Regions from separate parts of the Homo sapiens genome. Here region 1 is linked to region 2. Evidence: read pairs that join two places in POLR2A ChIA-PET (ENCODE). Cell type or tissue: GM12878. All regions are shown on one strand. Region 1 overlaps RPS15A (ribosomal protein S15a). Region 2 overlaps SMG1 (SMG1 nonsense mediated mRNA decay associated PI3K related kinase).

Evidence for each region. ChIA-PET counts read pairs that join two places held together with the same protein. Peaks named below come from ENCODE experiments on the same cell type or tissue, not always from the same donor. Only the 100,000 strongest peaks of a DNase experiment are listed, where the experiment ranks them.
Region 1: POLR2A ChIA-PET joins it to region 2 with 6 read pairs; 6 of 35 experiments call an interaction of 5 or more read pairs at or near these places.

Annotation. Positions count from the first base shown.
Region 1 is chr16:18,780,529-18,784,528 of GRCh38, forward strand. It overlaps RPS15A (ribosomal protein S15a), which reads right to left. Exons shown (of 5, transcript NM_001019.5): 5 at 767-2,574. The coding sequence ends at 2,481. Among named protein-coding and RNA genes, the nearest start is that of RPS15A, 7.8 kb to the right of the region's middle. In GM12878, no CTCF peak of the experiment used is centred here; no DNase peak of the experiment used is centred here; H3K4me3 peaks cover 812 bases; H3K27ac peaks cover 426 bases.
Region 2 is chr16:18,900,535-18,904,534 of GRCh38, forward strand. All of the region lies in intron 1 of SMG1 (SMG1 nonsense mediated mRNA decay associated PI3K related kinase), which reads right to left. Among named protein-coding and RNA genes, the nearest start is that of SMG1-DT, 24 kb to the right of the region's middle. In GM12878, no CTCF peak of the experiment used is centred here; no DNase peak of the experiment used is centred here; H3K27ac peaks cover 721 bases.

The DNA.
Region 1 (4,000 bases), 120 kb before region 2:
GGGTGAAGTCATCCTCTCAGACGTTGGTCCAGACCTAGCTTCAAACTCTGCCTTGCCCAGAGACCTGTGTGCTCTTTCACCTGGCACTCCTGACCCTGAGGTGAGACAATAGCCTCTAAGTGAGGACACGTGGCAGGCACGAGTATAGATGTGTTGCTGAATGTAGGGGTCCTTGGCAGTGGTTCCCTGGTCTTTTGAATGACACATTTCTTTCAGCCTCTGGTCAGAGGCTCCACGGGGTCTCTCCATGAAAATGCAGGGGTGTTAAGTTTTGCATGTCTTTTTGGACAGTGCATCATATCCCTGACACCTGCAGCTCCGAGGCTGAGCAGCGGATAGGTGCTGGGTCCCTTTTACTATGAGCCAAAACCACCTAGGTAGGAATGGATGATCCAGATGCTATCACCCTCTCCCCACTCCGGGGTCTCTGCCTAGCAACAGCAGCAGTATGCTGGGAGGATGCTGGGATCACCCCACAGAAATACTTGTCTCTGAGCCAAGACATCCTGCCAGCACGAACCTAAATTGTCTTCAGACCCTCAAACCCTGGGGTCTAGTCCCACACCAAGCAGCCCTGGGTCATGTTATAAAGCCATTTACAGGATCTGAGGAACAAGGGGTAAGGTCATCCGCTTCCTTGCCAACATAAAAGAACACATGTTAAATCCATCAGCCACACCACTCCTTCTTCCCCTGTCACGTTTCTCCCACTCCTGACCACTTCAAAGGACATAGGATCCCCACAAAATGGTGACAACAAATGGAGCCATTTTCATATCCTATTTTATTTTTGAAGTCAGTGTCCAGAAAGAAACCGACGATTCACTCAATCAACATGTAAGCGACTGAGGCATCCCTACACACCAGGTTTGCAGGCTAGGGACCAGAGACACGATGGTTAAACAAGCCAGAGCCCTGTGATCCTAGGGCTTACAATGCTGGCATAAGAAAATCCTTCTGGACTCACTGTCCCCATGCTTGTGACTGTCATGTGCCAAGTGCGCTTTACACAATCTCATTTTTCCCTCAACTTGGGGATAGGTTTTGTATCATTCCCATTACAGATACGGATGCTGAGGTTACTGAGTGGAAGAGGAAACCTGAATTCTGCTGCTGGACCCCAAAACTCATGTTAATTACCCACAGCCTCCCAAACATCAGAGGCCCCAAACATGCCTCCCAACTCACTTCTCACAAATGGGGGCCGTTATCTGCCCCATCTCTAGGGCCGTTCTGTAACATTCTCAGCGACTTCCCATATCTTACAGAGGCAGGCCCTCCTTTCAGGAAGCTGATCCATGCCCCTTAATAAGGTAGCTTCTCTCCCCACTTGGCACACCACCTAGCTAGCCAAGGGCAAAGCAGAGACTAGGGGACAGGCCCCAGCACCGGGTCAGCACCCACTACCTCCTCAGTGATCAACAGTGCCCATTGCACTTCAATGGGCACCTGCAAGTGGCACCAGATTCTCTTGGAACAATTCTTAAGGCAGGGCGTGGTGGTCACACCTGTAATCCCAGCACTTTGGGAGACCAAGGCAGGCAGATCACTTGAGATCAGGAGTTCGAGACCAGCCTGGCCAACATGGTGAAACCCCACCTCTACTAAAAATACAAAAATCAGCCAGACATGGTGGCACACACCTGTAATCCCAGCTACTCAGGAGGCTGAGGCACGAGAACTACTTGAATCTGGGAAGCGGAGGTGCAGTGAGCCAAGATCATGCCACTGCACTCCAGCCTGTGTGACAGAGCGACTTTGTCTTAAAAAAAAAAAAAAAAAAAAAAAAATTCCTAGCAAGTATTTATTACAGCAGTCAGTGACAAAAGCCAGATCTAAAATCCTATCTACAGAATAATCCTAGCCAGGCAAAACAAATTCATCAAAAACTAATAGAAAATACTGAAATATAGGCCAGGTGTAATGGCTCGTGGCTGTAATCCCAGCACTTCGGGAGGCCGAGGTAGGCTGATCACTTGAGGCCCAGAACTCAAGACCAGCCTGGGCAACATGGCGAAACCCTGTCTCTACTAAAATATAAAAATTAGCCGGATGTGGCGACACACACTTGTAATCCCAGTTACTCAGGCGGCTGAGACAGGACAATCACTTGAACCCGGGAGGTGGAGGTTGCAGTGGGCCAAGATCGCGCCACTGCACTCCAGCCTGAGCAATAGAGTCAGACTCTGTCTCCAAAAAAGAAAAAAAAAAAAAAAAACTGAAATACAACTAAAATATTTAGTGTCAAATACCTGGTTTTGGCAGACAGCAGGGGTGACTGTTTCTTAGGCATACTGGTTTCATAAGAACTTTTTCCCTTGGCTGTATTAGTCACTTCAGGGAATCGCATTCACCGATAAACGAAGCAACTGCATGCTGCCGCAGAAGCTGTGGCTACACTGCTGTAAAGGCTCAAAACGACCAAGTGGAAGCACCAGAGTCCATGAGGCATTTTATTTGTAAATATATGTATTACATCCCTAGAAAAAGAATCCCAGGATTTTCCCTCCTGTGTGTTTTCGTCTTGCTTCTTCATGGTCCATGATGCCAGCTGAGGTTGTCAGTACAATGAAACTATGGAGTGGAAAAAGAAAGTGCTGGTAAGTTTAATAGTTCAACATAGTGCCTTCTAGTGCAGAAAAACATCAACACTCATCAGTGGTTAAGGGCGCTTTCCTGTGGGGCACATAGGAACTGACAGTGCCTACATGAGCTGGTGCCTCATGTAGCGTATGAGCCATGACTCCTGCAACCCAAAGAGCCAAATCCAGAGAGCCCAGCCACACAATCACACAGCCCTGACTTCTGCCTACACCATGAAACAAACTGCACTGAAAACAAAGGCTGGGAACTCCTTTAAATTTAAATGTCACTTTCTGCTCTCAGGTAAGGAGACTTGAAAGTATTCGTATAAACTTGAGTTTGAATTGTGTTTCTGCCATGTACTGTATAATAGCTAAACTATTATATGGAGACGTTCATTTGTACAATGAGTGGCTGCTTCATGAGTTACTGTGGGGATCACTGTAACAAGCATATAGTATGCAAATGTGCGGCATTAAAATCAGTATCATAATTACAAAGAGAAATGATTTTGGTGAGAATACCGTACCTGTAATACAGCAACCATGAAGTGAGAATACTTTCAACCAAGGCACCAGACGCATAATTTGGAGGGTATAAATTCTTAACCACAAAGATACACATTTACTGTGTCAGCTCATAAAGTGCTTTACCAAAATTAAATCAGGTGATAAACAGAGGAACTATTACCACTTTTACGGATGAAGAAATCAAGGCTGTGACTTGCCCAAGATCTCATGGCTTTAAAGCAGAAAAACAAGGGTTTGAACTCAGATAGGCTTTTAAGGACAAAGACTCCCAAACTAAGTTTTCCCAAAGGCCTAGGCTTAGAACTGATTCTGGCCCTCATCTGGGATCACAGGGAACTATCTGCAGTGAGCCAAAAGGGCAGACATGAAAGTGGACACGACCCCCCTTTTCTGCCAGTCTAAGCTCTCATGTGCCTCTCAGAACCTGAAGCTCAACACATGAAATGTGGCAAATAGCCAGGCACGGTGGCAGGCGCCTGTATTCCCAAATCCACAAGAGGCTGAGCGGGGAGGACTGCTCGAGGCCAAGAAGCCAAGGCTGTAGCGTGTTATGACCGCACCTGTGAACAGCCACTGCACTCCAGCCTGGGCAACAAAGTGAAACCCTGTCTCTCTCTCTTTTTTCTCGAGACAGAGTTTCACTCGTTGCCCAGGCTGGAGTGCAATGGCACAATCTCAGCTCACCGCAACCTCTCTCCCGGGTTCAAGCTATTTTCCTGCCTCAGCCTCTCAAGTAGCTGGGATCACAGGTGTGTGCCACCAGGCCTGGCTAATTTTGTATTTTAGGTAGACACGGGGTTCTCCATGTTGGTCAGGGTGGTCTCGAACTCCCAACCTCAGGTGATCCGCCTGCCTCAGCCTCCCAAAATGCTAGGATCACAGGCGTG
Region 2 (4,000 bases):
CTACTAGGAAGTATTTCCATAAAGCACCCCAAAATGACTTGATGCAAACACCATACCTAGTGGTGTCACTGGAGTAAGCATCATATTACTTCAAATTGCTTTTACCTAGGTTTATTAAGGGATTTTGCTCTCATGGTGAGATCTAATTTATAATGGATATAAACCAGGAAATGAGATTTGCACTAAAGCCAATGAAGTAGGAATGTACTTATTCTCTAAAGTAGCAAAGATAGTCTCACTGTCACAGAGCAGTTATAGGATATGTTGCTTTCCATACTAATGGTTAATACCACTTGAAAATGATTTACCCTTCAAAAATAAATTCAAGGTTTTCCCCTGTAATGCCTCTTACCTGGATTCAAACATGCTTTAATGAGGAATAAGAGAAAGGGTGAAACTATGAATAACCCTGGGCCTTGTATCATTACATTAAAAACACTGCTCTAAATATGAGTCTATGGCTAAAATATTAATTTGAGAGGCTCAGGGAATTTATTATACAAATCTCTTCTTGCAGAGAACTTTAAGTTCAAATTTAATAGAACCATTCCATGTCAAAATTATAAATGAGTATGCATCAGTTTTGCAATACTGAAATATTAAATTAATATAATTTATCGGTAAAACTAGTTTAACTACCTCAGTATTAAGTGTCTATAATAACCAAATCTTAATTATCCATTTATGGGTGATTTGTTTCCTTTTTTGAGACAGGGTCTCACTCTGTCACCCAGGCTGGAGTGCACTGGCATGACCATAGCTCACTGCAGCCTCGACCTCATGGGTTCAGCCTCTCAAACAGCTGGGACCACAGGTGCATGCCACCCCATTTAGCTAATTTTTTATTTTTATGTTTTTTGTAGAGACAGGTGTCTGATTATGTTGCTCAGGCTGCTCTCAATTTCCTGGACTCAAGCAATCCTCCCACCTCAGCCTCCCAAAATGCTAGGATTAGAAGCATGAGTGACCACATCTGGACTGTCACCAATTTTTAACTGTCTGTCAACTAAACAGCCAATATAGACTGATAAGATATACTTAACTATTGTAAAATTGTAAAGAATTGTATCTTCACCAAGGAGAGGTCTGGCTTTTACCTGTGAATTCTGGAAGGTAATCTCTAAACTCTTGAAATGTCATACCTAATAAGAGGGTCCTGGCCAGAAGCAGTGGCTCACACCTGTAATCCCAGCACTTTGGGAGGCCAAGGCAGGTGGATCGCTTGAGGTCAGGATTTTGAGACCAGCCTGGCCAGCATGGTGAAACCTGTCTCTACTAAAAATACAAAAATTAGCCAGGCATGGTGACGGGCACCTGTAATAATCCCAGCTACTCAGGAGGCTGAGGTTTCAGTGAGCTGAGATCATGCCACTGCACTCCAGCCTGGGCAACAGAGCAAGACTATCTCCAAAAAAAAAAAGGGGGGGGTGGCGGTGGGGGGAAGGTGTCCTTGTTCATCTGGGGGTTTTAGGCCACAGCAGAGTCTAATAATGTGACTTATGGTGGGGGCTTTGAGTCACATGGATCAGCTTGACCTCCAGTGGGGCTGGAGACTAAGGTTAGCCACATGGGCATGCAACCATGGAACCCCAGTAAAAACTTTGGACATAAAAAACAGAGTGAGCTTCCCTGGTAGGCAATAATTCATGAGTATTGTCGCACACCAGTGCCACCAGGAAGGTATCATTTTTCACAACTCTACAGGGACAGGACAATTTGAAACTCCAACATTTGGAACTTCCCCGAACTCTGCCCTATGCACCTCTACCCTTGGCTCATTCTAATCTGAATCCCTAAACTGCAATAAACTCTAACCATGGGTATGAGAGCTTTCAATGAGTTCTAGTGAGTCCTCCTGGCAAATCATCCAACCTAAGAGTCGTCTTGGCCAGGCACAGTGGCTCAAGCCTGTAACCCCAGCACTTTGGGAGGCCCAGGCAGGCAGATCACTTGAGCTCAGGAGTTTGAGACCAGCCTGGCAATATGGTGAAACTGTCTCTAAAAAATATAGAAAAACTAGCCAGGCGAGGTGGTATGCGCCCATAGATCCAGCAACTCAGGTGGCTGACGTAGGAGGACTGCCTGAACCTGGGAGGGAGGAGGTCAGGGCACAGTGAGCTGTGATCATGCCACTGCACTCTCGCCTGGGTGACAGAGAGAGGCCCTGTCTCAAAAAAAAAAAAAAGAGTGGTCTTGGGAACCCCCAAACTTGCAACTAGTATTAGATGCAAGGGTCATCTTATGGACTGGACTCCCTCTTACTCTGCACTCATATTTAAAACCATTAAATATACTGTAGCTCAAAAAAAGTTGTTTGTTTGTTTTGAAACAGGGTCTCACCCTGTCGCCCAGGCTAGAGTGCAGTGGCGCAATCCGAGCTCAAGCAAACCTCCCACATCAGCCTCCCAAGTAGCTGAGACCACAGGCTTACTCCACCACGCCCAGCAACTTTTGTATTTTTTTTGTCCCATTCCCTACAACATTCCCAAAATGTTACCCAAGCTGGTCTCGCACTCCTGGGCTCAAGTGATCCACTCACCTCAGCCTCCGAAAGGGTTGGGATTACAGGCATAAGCCACTGCACCCGGCCATAAATTTTGTTTTTTAGTAACATTTCTAGCAAACATGATAAAGATTTGACTTCAGTGTTGCTTATTTTCCTTCCAAGGAACCTCTAATATTCTCTATTTTCAGACCTCCAATCAAATTAGCCAGAAGGAGCAAACGAAGCCAGTAACTCCAGGAGGGCAGTAGATCTGATTTTAACCTTTGTTTTACATGCATAATTGTCTTCAGAGAAAAGCTGAAGAAAGTACCCCCTCACATCCATGCCCCAGTGCTCCTTTTCTCTGACTTCAAGTGGGCCTCTGAAGTTGCCCACATTTCCCTCACCGGGTTTCTTTCCTTTCCAAAACATCTGTAAAACTTTCTGCACCTTCTTCCTTCTCCCACCACTACCAGTGGATGACCTTATAGATTTCTGCTTCATGAGAAGTAGAAGCCATTTGACAACACCCTCAGCAAGAGCTAACATTTTAGCTCCTAACAAGAGCTAGTGGGCAACTGATCCAAGCAGTTTACATACGTTTATCATGTCATTTCATGTTCAACACAATCCTATTAGTTATAACTTGATGACTAAGGTTTCATAACTGGCCTAAGGTTGCACAGCTTGTAAAAGGCAGAGCCAGAACTCAGACCCAGTACTGTCTAATGTTTGAGCTCTTCAACACTCCATCACTGCCTGTCATCTTCCTTCTAATATATCCACAAATTCACCTGCATCTGCACATACAGCTTTTCTTCCCATCATCTTCGCATAATGGAACAAATAAACCTCCTATCCATAGAGATCATCTGGATCTGTCTATTCCCCCCATTTTCCAAGGTATGTCTTGTCTTTTTTTTTTTTTTTTTTTTTGAGATGTAGTCTCGCTCTGTCGCGCAGGCTGAAGTGCGGTGACGTGATCTCGACTCACTGCAAGCTCCGCCTCCCGGATTCACGCCATTCTCCTGCCTCAGCCTCCCGAGTAGCTGGAACTACAGGCGCCCAACACCACGCCCGGCTAATTTTTTATATTTTTAGTAGAGACGGGGTTTCACCATGTTAGCCAGGATGGTCTCGATCTCCTGATCTCGTGATCCACCCACCTTGGCCTCCCAAAGTGCTGGGATTACAGGCTTGAGCCACCGTGCCCGGCCTGTTTCTTTTGTACGTTGCAAAATCTCCCATTTTACTACTGCTTATCACATCATCAACATATGAGCACTCTCAAAAGTCTTACTTTAAAAAAAACAAAAAACAAAAAACAAAAAATGGCCGGGCACGGCGGCTCACGCCTGTAATCCCAGCACTTTGGGAAGCGAAGGCAGGCAGATCATAAGGTCAGGAGATTGAGACCACCCTGGCCAAAATGGTGAAACCCCGTCTCTACTAAAATAGAAAAAATAAAATTACCTGCGTGTGGTGGCACGCACCTGTAGTCCCAGCTACCTGGGA